2 separate regions of the Homo sapiens genome follow, and region 2 is linked to region 1. A link is a loop called in an ENCODE intact Hi-C map of the cell type or tissue named here. Cell type or tissue: IMR-90. All regions are shown on one strand.

What was found. Hi-C counts contacts between places; a loop is a spot of excess contacts. Peaks named below come from ENCODE experiments on the same cell type or tissue, not always from the same donor. Only the 100,000 strongest peaks of a DNase experiment are listed, where the experiment ranks them.
Region 2: a loop joins it to region 1, with 1.8 times the contacts of the local background. A loop is called at or near these places in 3 of 110 quality-filtered maps.

The regions. Positions count from the first base shown.
Region 1 is chr10:36,491,387-36,499,386 of GRCh38, forward strand. No RefSeq gene overlaps it. Among named protein-coding and RNA genes, the nearest start is that of LINC02630, 600 kb to the left of the region's middle. RefSeq lists an enhancer at 2,489-3,688. In IMR-90, no CTCF peak of the experiment used is centred here; DNase peaks (open chromatin) are centred at 1,665, 2,265 and 3,215; H3K27ac peaks cover 374 bases.
Region 2 is chr10:36,346,296-36,354,295 of GRCh38, forward strand. No RefSeq gene overlaps it. Among named protein-coding and RNA genes, the nearest start is that of LINC02630, 450 kb to the left of the region's middle. In IMR-90, no CTCF peak of the experiment used is centred here; a DNase peak (open chromatin) is centred at 3,606.

The sequences.
Region 1 (8,000 bases):
AGGTTTTGGGGGACATCACTATGATTCATAATATGGTCATGTAATTGCTGGACAATGACATATTTTATTTTAGAACACTTTTAATTTTTCAATGAACTTCCTTTTAGATTTAGAGTTTGGTTTTTAGACCAACTCTGTGTGGTAGCTACAATAGGTCCAAACATTCTCATTTCCTAGATAAAGACACTGAATATAAAGATATAAGTGCACGTCCTCTATATGGGCACCTGTTATATTGTCTCACACATAGTTAAGGGTTTATTCATTTATCAACAAACATCTATTTAGTTTCTATTGCCATATCAGGTACATTGGTAGGTGTCGGCGATAAAAAGAACAATACAGACAACAATAAAAAAATCACCTAATCGAAAGTGATCGATCAGTCTATTAGGGAATTAATAACAATAATGGTATCGTAAGCATGTGTTTCAAACTCTTATTAATTTCATTGGTAGTGGAATAATGTGTCTGTTTAGCAAAATCCTACAGATTTTGTTATTAGGTAACAACTCATAGCAAAAACCCACATGGAAAGCTGAGAGAACAGTAGGCAGAATTATTTTATTTGCTCTGTATGACTTTCAAAGACCTATGAAACTGATTATTTAAACAAATTCTAAAAGAGCATGTTCTGAAAGCCTGAAATACTTGTTAGAATGAATTATTCTTTCTCCTTCTAATGGACAAAGCAGGCCCTAAACAGGAGAATGCTAGTATTCTTCTTTGCTCTACTGTCTCAGGTCCCTGGGGAGGGGAGTTCCCAGTTATACACAGCACTCCCTCCACACATGTAAGATGCATTTAGTTCTTATGTCAGAGCCCCCACTCTCCTACCTGCCATCTGGGCTGTCCTGTGTACTTACAGCCGTTTGTCACTCATCTCATATCTTTCCAATAGTGAATTTTTAAGTGGGGAATGGAGTCCAGGAAGAACACCATGAAGCTCAACAAGGGAGGAAGAGGGTCTGGATGATATCATCATTATGTCTCGATCTCCCTCAGTCTACCATACAACTCCTGCCGAGGCTTCTAGAATATTCTGTTACTTCAGCTTGTTAGCCCATGTGATACAGAGATATTGCTCACTGTCCAAATGGTCACCCATAATGGAAAGCTGAGCCATACAGAAGGGACATTGCCCACAGGGATAAAGAGGGTACATGCAGGAAAAATCATCCTTATTTTCACCACATTCCATGTTGCTCCATTTTGTTGGATTGGTTATTTTTCTTTTTCTCTGTGCTCCAAAAATTATCAGGCCTCTCATCGACCCAAAGTGGCCTAGATTTGTTCTTATTTCTTTGACTGAGTGTCTCACAAAGTGATCTGACCTTTTACAAAACCTTTTGTCACTTGTTTGAGAAAAATCAAGAGAGCTAGCTCCATCTCCTGATAAAATGCCATGCTACAATTATTTCATTGCCTGGGAAAGTGATTGAATCCCATAATAGAAGAAATAGCATCCACTTTTTAAAGAACTGGGCTGATGTTTTGAAAAGGTCAATTCTCTTCTGTGGAAAACTGCAAAAAATATCCAAATTCACATCTCACTTCACCTAGAGTCAGAACGTCTCTGCCATAAAAACCCAGACTGCAGAGCATCCAAGTCAAAGTGGGCTCAGGACCAGGAAAAATGTTACAGCTCTGCCATGAAGCCATGGTGAGCACGATTCCTGTGAGTCATTAAACCAAATAAATAATCATAATAGAACCTTCTGTAGCTGTTCTCTAGTAGAACTTGCTTTATTTTTCAGTCCACTTCTATATAAGTTTGTAACTTCTTTTCATATCTGTTGTTTGAGGTAGGTAGAATAGATATGGGGATAGTAAATTGCAAGTTTCCAGACAAGGAAACTGAGCTGATTTGCATAAAATTCAATGTTCAGCTCATAGCAGGACCAGGATCACTACTTTCTTTGCAGGCAGTGTGTGTGTGTGTGTGTGTGTGTGTGTGTGTTTTCCACTTAGACCAGTTGGAGCCAGAAGCTGACATATGCCAAACTGCTGTCCCTTTTGGTAACTATACGAAGTTGTCTTGGCTTTGTGTTCCAGAATCATTAACAAACACTTCTATGCTTTTCTACTTGAAACTATAATTGTCAGTAAATAATTCAAAATATATCCAAAATTAAGATAAATATACTGATTTTTGATATTTAATACTTACCCTCTCCAATTATACAATTAATGCATCAGGAGAAAGAATTGCCATGTCTGAACCCCTGAAGTCATATGATACACTTAGACATCACAGTGACCTTCCACTTTTGGAATGTATGACTGGTCCATAAATTTAATTTTGAAGGAACTCAACATAGGAAAATATGTTGCTTTGTAAATGCATTATCTCGCTGTTAAAATACATCAAATAGCTTTTCTGTCATTCAGGTTTGTATGTGACTTCCAATTTTTAAATTTTATTGTGATAATAATGAATTTGTAATATTTTATTCCTGATTGCAGGGGAAGCTTAGAAAGGATGCCATGTCTTTACTGATTGATTAAGGCTGGTTTAAAGAAATCAAATATGTACCAAAATGATGAAATTTTCTTCACCTAAAAAGTCATCACTTTCAAAGCAAATATCCAGCTTCTCCTTCCTCTGTCTAATTGCCAGCCGCTAACCCCCTCCCCCATATCTTATTTTCCTTGATAACAGAAAAAGAGTGGAACCTTTAAAGAGTGTTTTAAACTGTATAACTGGCAGTACCGCTGTGCACTTTGTGCGCTTGGGCTGCCTTCTGACCCTCCACAGCTGAAAAATTATTTCTCCCTCATACTCTATGCCTCAGCAAAGCTCCATTCTCTCTGACTTGCCGGTTCTGGCACTGTCCAAGCACATTAGACCTGGTTGTCCCGCACTCTACCTTGAAATAGAAATTCTCATAGAGGATGATTTTTCACTTCTGGTACCTGCCTGTAGGCATTTCTCACCACGCCTACATAGAACTACTCAAAGGAAAGGATATGTGTGGTGTGCGTATGTTGTGTTTTCTCTCTTTAATGGCATGGATGAAAAGAAGAGGATTTGCAGTATATTAGCACTGTTGGCGTCCAGATGGCTGCTATAAAAATAAAGACATGGCTGAGAATCAACAGAAAACTTCCATCCCATCAAGACGTCAACACTACCAGCACTGTCTGTGCTACTGAGTGCTTGCTGCAGCCACACCTACTAATGGACAAAGATGAGAAGTTGTGAGTGGGATTTTTGAGTCATCAGCTAGTTGATGATGGATTTAATGAGTCAGTGCAAACAAATCACTTTGGATTTTAATATGTACTGCTTTCAGCTTACATATCCTTGAGATATTGTTAGTCTCTGCCTGCTAAGAGATTCCAGTGGCCACAAAATCCATCTTTTTTTTCATATTTTCACTGCTGGAGTTGAGTCTCCACTCTCAGTTCCATTAACACTCGTCCTTTTGTTTGAAATAATCCCCTGCTTTTTGCTTCTTGCCTACCTTGTTCCACGTTAGGGCCTTCAGGAGTCAGAAATTTGTGTGATATAGGGGAGCGGGAGCCCCTGTATTCTGCATATTTTCATGGTTGTCCTAGTGTGAAATCTTCATTGGCTAACTTGTGTGGTTTGCTTTGAATGTAAATTTCATAAACTTGTGTGTGTACATTGTTTGAAATACATTAAAATATGTTCATATCAAAGGATTTAATTTGATACTAAAATACTTTTGGAGGAAGATAGGAAAAGCATTGTTTCCATTTAAAGACAAGAAGACTAAGGCTTAGAGAATTCATGATCTTGTTCTTGAATTTTAGACTCCAAGTTCTAAGTCTATTTTTCCACATACTCACATTATTTTACTATATGTTTGTGTAATCCTGGAAAACTTACTGTTTGACTTGTTTCTTCCCAAAAGCAAGGGTGATTGGATGAAGGTCGGCCATAGGATGAAGGAAGGTGGTCCATAGGATAAGGAACAGAAAGTGGAGGCATTTAGTCTCAAATGTCTCTTAGTTACTATCAGGGAAACAATAAAATTACAAAACAGCTATCTTCAGGGAGAATATAATTAAAGGTTATATTGCCACATCGTGCTCCACAGTGGGCAAGAGGGAGAATGCATCTAATATTTCTTGAGTTTCTCCCAGGTGTCATGTTAGACTCTGTTACATCATTACATTTACTTCTCACCAGAACTTTGTGAGTAGATTACTAGCCTCATTTTTAACAGAATTACATACTGGTGCTCTATGAGTTTAATTAGCATGTGAAGGTCACACAAATAGTTAAGTGCCAGAGCCTTGATTTGAATCTGTCTTGTCTTTTTTTTTATTTAATTTTTAAAAATTTGTTAATTGATACATGATAGTTGTAAATATCTCAGGGGTCTGTGACATTTTGATACATGCATACAATATACAATGATCAAATCAGGGTAATTGGGATATCCATCACCTAAAACACTTAACTCTTCTTATTGTTGGGACCCAAGTCTTTTCACTGCAAAGTCAATAGATGAGAGAGACCCAGCTGTAAGAAACAGATCATAGAAGCACAACAGAAACAGGCAGACACCTAGAGCAGCCAGAAAAAAAATACGGGTAACAGAGAGGTCTGCGCCTAATGACTGCCAATGAGGTCGCTGGTGGCATGTTCTCTTCTTGGGTCTGTACCTCTTTGTCCTCAGCATGCATTTGTCACATATCTATGTTTTATTTACTTATAGTTAGGGAATATCTTAAAATATTTTGACCCCTCCCAATATTTGACTATGGAAGAAATAGTTTAATCATATCTTTGTTTATCTGCCTATTTAATTCTCTATTTCAACACTTAACTTTCTTTATACTGGGAGAAAAGCAAACATTAAAAATATTTATTAATATATAGAGGCTTTTTTTTTTCTTTTTCTTTTTCTTTTTTGAGATGCAGTCTTACTCTGTCACCCAGGCTGGAGTGCAGGGGAGCGATTTTGGCCCACTGCAACCTCTGTCTCCCAGGTTCAAGCAATTCCCCTGCCTCAGCCTACTGAGTAGCTGGGATTACAAGTGTGCACCACCATGCCCAGCTGATTTTTGTATTTTTAGTAGAGACGGGGTTTCATCATGTTGGCCAGGCTGGTCTTGAACTCCTGACCTCAGGTGATCTGCCCACCTCGGCCTCCCAAAGTGGTGGGATTACAGGTGTGAGCTACCATGCCCAGCCTAGAGATTCATTTGAAAGCAATAATATTTGCAGCACAATCTGAATTATAGAATGAAGTTAAAGGAGAAAGGAGGTGTTTTGATAGCATGAACTAAAAATTGAAGGAAAACTTGATGAAATATTCAGTGTTGGAAGGAAGATTACACAGAAGATGTGGGAGAGACCTTGGCATCTCTGATTTCCATGAAACCAATGAAGTATTTCATTAAGCTATCTAATGAAAACAAAAGAAAAATCTCTCAATTATACTAAAATCTTTCTTGTTTCGGAATGTTGTTACAACAACTTTTAGACTAAAATATTTTCCAACAATTTCTTGTGTGATATTCCAATAGCTTCTCACATAAATCATGAGCTCTGTACCCACCCAGAAATAATAACAGAAAAAGGAACAAAAGTTCATATCACTAAGAGAAAAATAAATGGAATCTGTTTTTCCATGAAAAATCTCCAGCCAATTTATGTCTCTGTGGAAAATATTTATCTGAAGTAAACAATCTCTAATATTTCCTTAAACATATTTTGTAACCTCAATTGTAATATAAAGTATTTGAATCTCAAAGTGCCAATGATTGATTGTCTAAATATTTATTCTGTGCAATACACTCACAGAATTATTTTATTAAATTGGGAATCTTAACAATGATTCATTGTAGGGCTTTCAGAAATTGCTCAGGATTATATTTGTGGAACCCACATTCAGCCCCCAGCACTCTGCTGCCATCAGATTCAACCATCACCTTCAAATAATCGGTCACAGACAAGCTTTTGAAGAATATACTGCTCTGAGTATATATGGGCTTCCAACAATTTATGTTCTAAGGCATCAATCTGAAGTTGAATTTCTTAGTATAAAAATCACCGCATTCTGAAGCATTCTATGCTTTCAAGATGAAAGGTGCTTCAGGATGCTTTAAATTCTTTGATAAAACTAGCAATTAACATTTATTGTTCCTGTGCCCAGCACCATGCTAAATTATTCATATGCATATTTTTATTTAATCCTCATTGCAACCCTGTATGGTAGAGATCATCATTATTCCTCTTCTACCTATGAGGATACTTGATCTTAAAGGAGTTTAACAAAGTTACCTAAGGTACAAGGTAGAACCAGGATTTCAGCAAATGCTATTCTGACCACAGAGACCAAGTTCTTGTACATTTCAATATACCCTCAGAAGAAAAAAAAAATACTGTAGTTTTTGGATAAGGGCCAGGTTCAGAAAACATGAAGGCACTCATATGGAACACCATCTCTAACTGCCGGCTCTATTAAATTGGCCCCACTCTGTGATGTACACAATGTCTCTGGTGGGGCTTCCCTAGAAGCACAACCTAAGATGAGTTTTTGGATGCTTGTAAGTTCCACGGGAAGTGACCCCCTGAATTGGAAACAGAGTGAGAAAGTAGACGAGAGAAGAAGGAAGGATTTGGAAGGGGCTAGTACTAAGGACAACTGGGATTATATCCTGCTGGGATCTTTAAGAAAAGTAGAACAGTTGTTCCTCCCAGGGAGCCAAAACTGGGGGATATTTAAACACTGACTCCTGATGCTCATTGGTCGAGGTTGGCTTCCTGGAAAGTTAACTTCCTGACCTTTCTGGAGTGCACACTCCTGCCCTAATAGGTTCTGGGGGACCTAAGAAACCCTTCAGGCAGGCTGGGCACAGTGGCTCATGCCTGTAATCCCAGCACTTTGGGAGGCCAAGGAGGGTGCATCACCTGAGGTCAGGAGTTTGAGACCAGCCTGGCCAACATGGTGAAACCCTGTCTCTACTAAAAATACAAAATCTCATCGGGTGTGGTGGTGCATGCCTGCAGTCCCAGCTACTTGGGAGCCTGAGGCAGGAGAATCACTTGAACTCAGAAGGTGGAGGTTGCAGTGAGCTGAGATTGCACCACCGCACTCTAGCCGTGGTCAACAGAGTGAGACTCAGTCTCAAAAAAAAAAGAAACCCTTCAGGCAGAGAGTCACAGGTGCTCACCATTGGAATGTATTGAAATTGCAAGTGCAATACGAGAAGGCCAATGATCTGTCTACTACAGATAATCAATTTAACTTATATAATTTTCTAATCATTACAGAGAGAAATTTGCATACTCCAAGTGGATTTCAGATAACCAAAAATCTATAGAACTATGACCAATTTTTTTCTTTTATATTTTTCTCCATGAAGTTGTGTTTCCATGAATTATAAAACCTTAAGTGTAGGGGCTTCAAATTATTTTTCTGTATGTCCATGTAAGTAGACTCTAATAGAAACTTTGTAAATGTGTGTTGATTTCAATTAAATGTATTGAATAGATATTTGTTACATACCCACTGTGTGCATGACACTGGTTTCATTATGGGGTACACACAATATTTCTTCACAATTCCTGCATGTGCAATATATATACTTAAATTGAAAAGCCAAGAGAGGCACATTAGAAACTAAGTACAACCAGTGTTCCTAGGTATAATTAACAAGTCAGCCAACTCCACTGCAAATGCACAGAAGAATTGGTGATGTTAGAAAAGATACTACAGAAAAACAGGGCTTTCTGAAAAACTGGTAGAGTTTATGTGGACGGAAAGAGCAGGGGACCGCCTTCTGGCTAGGAGGTGGGGTGCTGGCCTTAGACAAGACTGTATAATACAACCTTAAAGGACACAGATCAAGCTGTGGCTGCTGACAGCTCATCAGTTCTATAGGCTAGCTACTGAAGAGTCTTTAAAAAGTTTTTAATTTAGTGGTGCTATCGTAAAACCAGTATTTTAAGAACATGATTTAGCAGAACTATTCAAGGTAGTTTAGAGGAGTAAAATATTCATGATGAAAGTCCATAC
Region 2 (8,000 bases), 150 kb before region 1:
TTCCTTTGAATCAGGTTGGTTGGCAATGAAATAAAATGTTGACAGCAACTGTTATTGACTTTTTCTAACTATAAAATTAATGCACATTACTGATAATACTTTTTAAATTCTCTAAAGTACTAAGTAGAAAAGCCACTATCGTACCAGCGAAAGATACATTAGTAAGATACTCATAACATTTTCCCACTAGAAATAATGTGTGCTGTATATGTGGTTTAATTTGGAATAATAAAAGGAATATTTATAAAATAATATGATACCTGTTGGCCTCATGATATTTATAAATTTAAAAAGAAGAATCAATCTGGTATTCTCATTCTCTTTTCTCTCTCTCTCTCTCTCTCATCTATCATTCTACCAAATGGAATAATGTGATGTCCAGCAGGAAAATACACTGGCAAATACTATAATGAAAAAGTTTGATTTGGAGAAAACCTGACTTGTAGAACTAATCCATGTCAAGTAGGTGCTCTTGTTTTTCCTTTGAATTGTGCATTAGACTGTTGCTTTTTTAGATAAATTTATTTATTTATTTATTTATTTATTTAAAGGATCTTGCTCTGTGCCCAGGCTGGAGTGCAGTGGTGTGATCATGGCTCAGTGTGTCCTCTACTTCCTGGCCTCAAGCGATCCTCCCTCCTCAGCCTCTTGAGTAGCTGAGACTACAGGCATGCACCACCGTGCCCAGTTTTTTTGTTGTTGTTGTAGTTTTTTGTGGGGTTTTTTTGTTTGTTTGTTTTTAGTAGAGATGAATGTTATGTTACCCAAGCTGGACTTGAACTCCTAGCCTCAAACAATCCTCCCACCTTGGCTTCCCAAATCACTGGGGTTACAGGTGTGAGCTACCATGCCTAGCCTAATTTTATTTTTGAATAGGTAATATTTCATTTTTATGAAATATTTGTTACCCAAAGAAAACTATATAGAAGGGTTTGCTTTTGTTTGTTTTTTGTTTGTTTGTTTGTTTGTTTGTTTTTGAGATGGAGTTTCTCTCTTGTTGCCCAGGCTGGAGTGCAATGGCACAATCTCGGGTCACTGCAACCTCTGCCTCCCAGGTTCAAGAGATTCTCCTGCCTCAGCCTCCCGAGTAGCTGGGATTACCGGCATGTGCCACCACACCCAGCTAATTTTGTATTTTTAGTAGAAACGGGGTTTCTCCATGTTGGTCAGACTGTTCTCAAACTCCCGACCTCAGGTAATCCGCCCGCCTCAGCCTCCCAAAGTGTAGAAGGGAGTTTTTTAAACTCCTGCTTTCACTCTTTGTTTGTTTGTTTGTTTGTTTGTTTTTGAGACGGAGTCTCGCTCTGTCGCCCAGGCTGGAGTGCAGTGGCCCGATCTCGGCTCACTGCAAGCTCTGCCTTCCGGGTTCACGCCATTCTCCTGCCTCAGCCTCCCGAGTAGCTGGAACTACAGGGCGCTGCCACCATGCCCAGCTAATTTTTTTTTTTTTTTTTTGTATTTTTAGTAGAGACGGGGTTTCACCTTGTTAGCCAGGATGGTCTCGATCTCCTGACCTCGTGATCTGCCCGCCTCGGCCTCCCAAAGTGCTAGGATTACAGGCATGAGCCACCGCACCCAGCCAAAACTCCTGCTTTCATTCTTATATCTGTCTATCCTATTATACCTCTTGCCATATAAGAAATTTCCCTTGTTAGTTTTGTGTCCATATTTTCACTTTTCTTTTTGCAGTTATAAGTACACATGAACATGTGTTCTTATTTTCTACCTGTTTTACATAAATGATAGCTTACCGTCTTGACTTAGGCACCTTGCAGCTCCTATAGATCTTTCCCTGTAGGTATATGGAGAACTTCAGTTATCTCTATGACTGCATATATTTCTGTGTGTGGAAAGACTGTAGTTTATGTAGTCATATAAAGAAAGACAATTCCTTTACAATATTTTGTACACCCAATTCTTCCATGATAACCTCGTGCAAATGTTAATTTGTATATTTGAAATTATGCATTTATGATAAATTCCCAGAAGTGGTATTGCTGGGTGAAAGACTAAATCCATTAATAATTTTGAAAAATGTTATCCTTTTACTGATCTTAACATTTTGTAATACCACCAGAAATAAAAGCATGTTTTCCTTCTTTATACTGGTGTTCTGTTTTTTTGTTTGTGTGTTTGTTTGTTTAAGTTCTGGGATACGTGTACAGGATGTGCAGATTTGTTACACAGGTAAACATGTGCCATTGTGGTTTGCTGCACTTATCAAACTATTGCATACCTATTAAACCCAGCAAGCATTAGTGATTTATCCCAATGCTCTCCCTCCCTAGTTTTCTGTTTTATCAAACATTTAAATTATTGATAGATGAAAAAATTATAGTGTTAGTTTTAAACTATTAGTTTTAGTTTTTCATCATAGTTTAGTTTTGATAAGTTTAGTTAAACTTATAAAAAAGATTAAGCATATTTTTTACATGTTTCAAATGTTGGCTCTTTTTCTGGAAAATTATTTATCCTGATCTTTGCTTATTGTTGCATAGGGTTCCTCCTTCTTCCAAATTTTTAGAGCTTGTCATACATTAGAGCTTTTTAGACATTAGTCCTTTATGACAGGAGTTTTTATTTTTTAAAAACATTTTGTTGTCCCTCTTTTTATTTACTAATAGTGTTTTTTTTGTTGTTGTTTCATGTGGAGTTTTTTTGGCAGTTTCATGTTTTGCATTTTGTTTTATCTTATTTTACCTGTGCACTTATTTTGGATTTTTAGGTGGTTAAATTTTTCAGTCTCTTTTCCCCATGGCCTAAATTTAATCTTTCTAATGAAAATTCTGCATACTAGAGTATTTTAAATATTTTCTCTTTCATAAATATCCTCTCAGAATAAGGCCCTTTTGATGAAAGATAGTGCTATCTCATTCTGAAAAGAAGCATGGCAAATCTCTAATTTACTTATAGTTTAATATCATATTTCCCCTTAAATGAAAATGTTAATACCATAAGCCCTTGGGATTTGACTATTTCAATATCTAATCCCACATATACTGTATGAAGCTTTTCATGATCATGAATATTTGATGAATCTATATGCTTTTTCAGATACAGAAGTGAATATCAATTCCAAATGGTCTAAAAGAGTTCCCTTGGAAGATTAATATAGCTTAGAATTTCTTATATTGAACTACAGGAGACCATCTGGGAATATATGTGGATATATACCTCATGTGTTCATAGTAGAGAGGCTAAGAACTATAGGAATGGTATCATATATGTTAGTTTAATCATTGCATCACTTTATATTCGATACACAAGTTGTAATAACTTGAGGTCGGTAACAATCAGGAACATTGCTGTCTGCTCTGGGCAGCTGGTACAGTAGTGTGTGCCGCTCTTTGTGGTAACAATCAAACAGTTTTCTTATTCCAAATCAGCTGCCTTGGGTTAAAGTCTGAACATGTCTTAAACTCTGCATGTCAGGAGTGTTTAGGACAACTCTATCATTCATTTAGCTAGTACTGATACTGCTCCCCGGCGGGGGGATTCAGAGCTAAGCTCCAAGGCTCCAGCTCTAATTGGAGAAATTGCTGATAAATTCCCACAGCATTCCATTTAGATGCGTATTGCAGTTCTGTTGTGAGTGTTCTCTGCCCTGCTCCCACACAATGACAGCCCTGCTGGTATAACCCTGTCCTATGGGAGCTGCTGCTGTGGGTGGTGTATCTTTAGACCGATTGGATAGAGTCAGACTTTTCTTGTTAGTCTCAGAGGAGACATTCTCCCGTTTGTTTCTTATTTTGCAGGAATCATGGACCAGGCAAAGAGATGATAAACGTTTACAGTAAGCCTTCTTACATGAAGAGAAAATGCACATCCTACAAACATTGCTTTAATTTTTTATGTTAAATTACTTGGAGAAGGCATGTCTATCACAGATGCAGACCCTTGGCTTCCTTCACTGCCCATAAAAAGCTCTTCAATCGCTCCTTGAGGCATCCATTTTTTCCCTACTATGAACTCTTTATTTCTTCATGTTAGTTAACAAATATAACTTCAACATATGCTTTTCTATTTTTCTTTTACCATCTTGACAGATCTCGTCCCTAATTCATTAGTTTATTCGTCAATTAAACCTCCATTTTGTATGGACTGTATACCAGGAACGGCTAGGCTCTGTTTAGGTTCTGTGACAACTTAGAGAATAAAACCCCACCCCTATCTTTAAGGTGTCCACAGTGAGTGTGGGAAACACCCACATAAAGAGTCAATAATGCAACCATATAGCAGTTCATTGAGGTGGGCGTTAGTGACAGAGTCTCGCTCTGCCACCTAGGCTAGAGTGCAGTGGCGCGATCTCGGCTCACTGCAACCTCCGCCTCCTGGATTCAAGCGATTCTTCTGCCTCAGCCCCCCGAGTAGCTGGGACTACAGACACAAGCCAGCACACCCGGCTAATTTTTGTATTTTTAGTAGAGATGGGGTGTCACCACATTGGCCAGGATCGTCTCAGACTCCTAGACCTCATGATCTGCCCGCCTCGGCCTCCCAAAGTGCTGGGATTACAGGCGTGAGCCACCGCGCTCGGCCCGGATTCGGATGTTAGTTTTTAAAAGTCATATTGAGATTGGGTGCAGTGGCTCACGGCTGTGATCCTAGTGCTTTGGGAAGCAGAGGTGGGAGGATACCTTGAGGCCAGGAGACTAGCTTAGCCTAAGCAGCATAGCAAGACCTTGTCTCTACTAAAAATTTAAAAGATTAGCTGAACATGGTGGTGCATGCCTGTAATCCTAGCAGCTTAGGAGGCTAAGGCGGGAGGATCACTTGAGCCCAGGAAGTTGAGGCTGCAGTTAGCCATGATAACACCACTGCATTCCAGCAGGGGCAACAGTGGGACCCTGTTTCTAAAAGTAAGTAGGTAGGTAGGTGGATAGATAGATAGATAGATAGATAGATAGATAGATAATAGAAATATTGTATTATTGGGTTGAAGTAATTTATTCCTGGATAGTTTGCCTGACTATTCTGAAATCACTGGAGACTCACCAACATGTAACATAAGCCAGTTGACAGGAATCTGGCCTAGGTCCTGGCTCCTGGATACTTTGCTTCTGGGGATTTTCATCATGTTACTGGAGGCAGCTTGGGCAGCGATCTCACCCTTGGCATGCTGGGAACCCTCTCTAATATGCAGACTTGCACTTACTTGCCAGGCATATTTTTAAAGACTTTATTGTATTCTTATTTCTGCTTGGGCATGCTTGACATTTCTTTTCCTGAAACTCCTGGGCCACTTGTTCTTAGTTGCGTTTATTTTGTATTTAACAATTGCTTGCTACTTGTCTTATTTTACAGTGCTGTATATTCTTCTTGTCCCTTGGATGCAAGTATGTTTTAATAGAAGAACTGAGGTCTTAGGCGCTCAGGACATAGATATTGAATTAATCATGATAAATGAATCACACCCCGATTTTTACTCTGATGCTGTAATTTACTAGCCACGTTAATGGGAGTAACATAAAACTAGTGAGTCTTTTCCTCCATTACTATTGATATTAATTGATTAATATTATATTAAATTGCAGCTTTTTAGTAACAAGCTACTTTATTCGAGGCATTGTGAAGAGTGCTTTGCATAATTCTCTCATTTTCATGATACTACTACCTATGGTAAAAACCATGTATTAGCTTCTTTTTTTTTTTTTTTTTGAGACGGAGTCTAGCTCTGTCGCCCAGGCTGGAGTGCAGTGGTACGATCTCGGCTCACTGCAAGCTCCGCCTCCCGGGTTCACGCCATTCTCCTGCCTCAGCCTCCCGAGTAGCTGGGACCACAAACGCCTGCCACCACGCCCGGCTAATTTTTTGTATTTTTAGTAGAGACGGGGTTTCACCGTGGTCTCGATCTCCTGACCTCGTGATCCTCCAGCCTTGGCCTCCCAAAGTGCTGGGATTACAAGCGTGAGCCACCACGCCCAGCCACAAATCATGTATTAGTTTCTATAATTGTGTGCTTACTAAATGCCTTGCTAAACTTTCTACATATATCTTTTTATTTAATATTCGCAACAATCCTATAAGTTCAATGTTATAATTTACTTAATGTTATTGATGCAAAAATTGGAAGCATAGTTAAATTTAACTTATTTTCCATAAGTCACATATCTAGCAAGAAAGCCCAATTAAAACCCAGAGCAAGCCCAACTTCATTTAAAAAAGTATTAATAAATGTATTAATAAAAGCAATATACATGTATGTTACATATATTAGAAGAGTGAAAATGAAAATAAAATGCAAATTAAAAGCCTGAACTGTCAGTTTCCTTTCCTAGAAGTCAACACTGTCATGCCAGAAACTCTATGTGCCTAGATAAGAATCCACCTACTCCATATCAATGCATACACATTACTCATGCCACCAATGAGCTCCTACCTTACTAAGTATGTTCAGCAGCTTGCTTTTTTCCTACTTAATATATCTCTAAGGTATTTCTATGTCAGTATATATCTATACCTATATCTATCTATATCTATCTTGTTCTTAACATATGCACCACAATTTTCTACTAACTCAACAAGCTATAATTATTTAACCAGTTCTCTATTGATGGAATTTTAGATTGTTTCAAGTTTTCTTGTCATTTCAAAAAGTGCTGCACTGACCACTGTGATGGACACATCTTTGTACATCTGTGAGTCTCCCTTCCAAAGAAGTTGTCCCCATTTTTACTCCCAACAACATTTAATGAGTTAATATCTTTTCATAGGTCCTTGGCATAATGAAATTCCTAAAACTTTGTCAGACTGGCAAGTGAATGAGGGTGTGTTATTGCTTGTACTTATATATGGGTATTTATTAGTCTCAGAAGGCCTCAGTGAAAGGTGGCATTGTAACAAATGCTTAAGGGAGGTGAAGGGGAGCCATGTAGATTTCCTGGGGGAGAGCTGGCAGCCAGAGTGAACAGTAAGGGCAGCAGCTTGAAGCCTGGAATGTGCAGGCACGCACAGCATAGACAAGGTTCAGGAAGGAGGTCACCTGTGTGGGTGTGGAGCAAGTGAGAGCAAGTGCAGGAGGTGAGTCCAGAGAGGTGAAGATCCTAGTGTGGCAGGGCCCCATAGGCCACGCAAGGACTTTGACTTGAGTTCTGAGTGAGAAAATCAGTCATTGGAGGGCTGTAAGTCCATAAGTGAAATATCTGGTTAGCATATTACTCAATCATTCGGCTGCCATGTTATATACACCATGGGGAAAGGGAGGAAGCAGGAGCACTAACTATGAGGCATTGCAATCATTCCAGACAGAGGTGATGCTGGCTTCTATCAGTGTGGAGTGGAGGCGTGGATGAGGATTGGTGAGGCCCTTGATATATCTTGTAGGTTGAGATGTCAGGATGTATTCACAAATAGGATAAGGGCCATGAAAGAAAAAGAAGTCAAAACGATACCAAAGTACTTATGCCAAGCAACTAAAATTCAGAATTGCCTATAATAGATGAGTAAGACAGTGAGAAAGTCAGATTTTACAGGGGAGAAGATAAGGCATTTAGTTTGGTGCATGTTAAATCTCACATATCTATTAGACATACAAGTGGAGATATTGTCAGGACACTGGAGATGAGGGAAGAGGTCTGGACTGGGGGTACAAATCCAGGCATCATTAGTACATGGATTTTCTCAGTGAAAGCCTTGAAAATGAAATATAGCTCATGAGAAATATATAGAAATAGAAAAGGAATCAAAGGACTGAGCCCTGTATAATAAAACTATTTTTGTTTTTTGACTTTGTTTACCATTATGTTTGTCCAGTTTTTTAACATTGCCTCTATATTTCAGCAAAGAAAGACTTTTTATTTCCATTTAAAAACAAATTACAAGCAGCAGTAAATAACTTCAGGCTCACAGGGGTAAAGTAACATCCCCAAAGCTTCATGGCTAACATGTCGTGAGGCTGAGATTGGCTTCTTTGCATTTCTTATTTTAAAGCCCAAAGTCTTCATTCTGACCAACTATGCCCCCATGGGGCTCTTTTTTTACTCTTCAGGAAGAAAATGTGA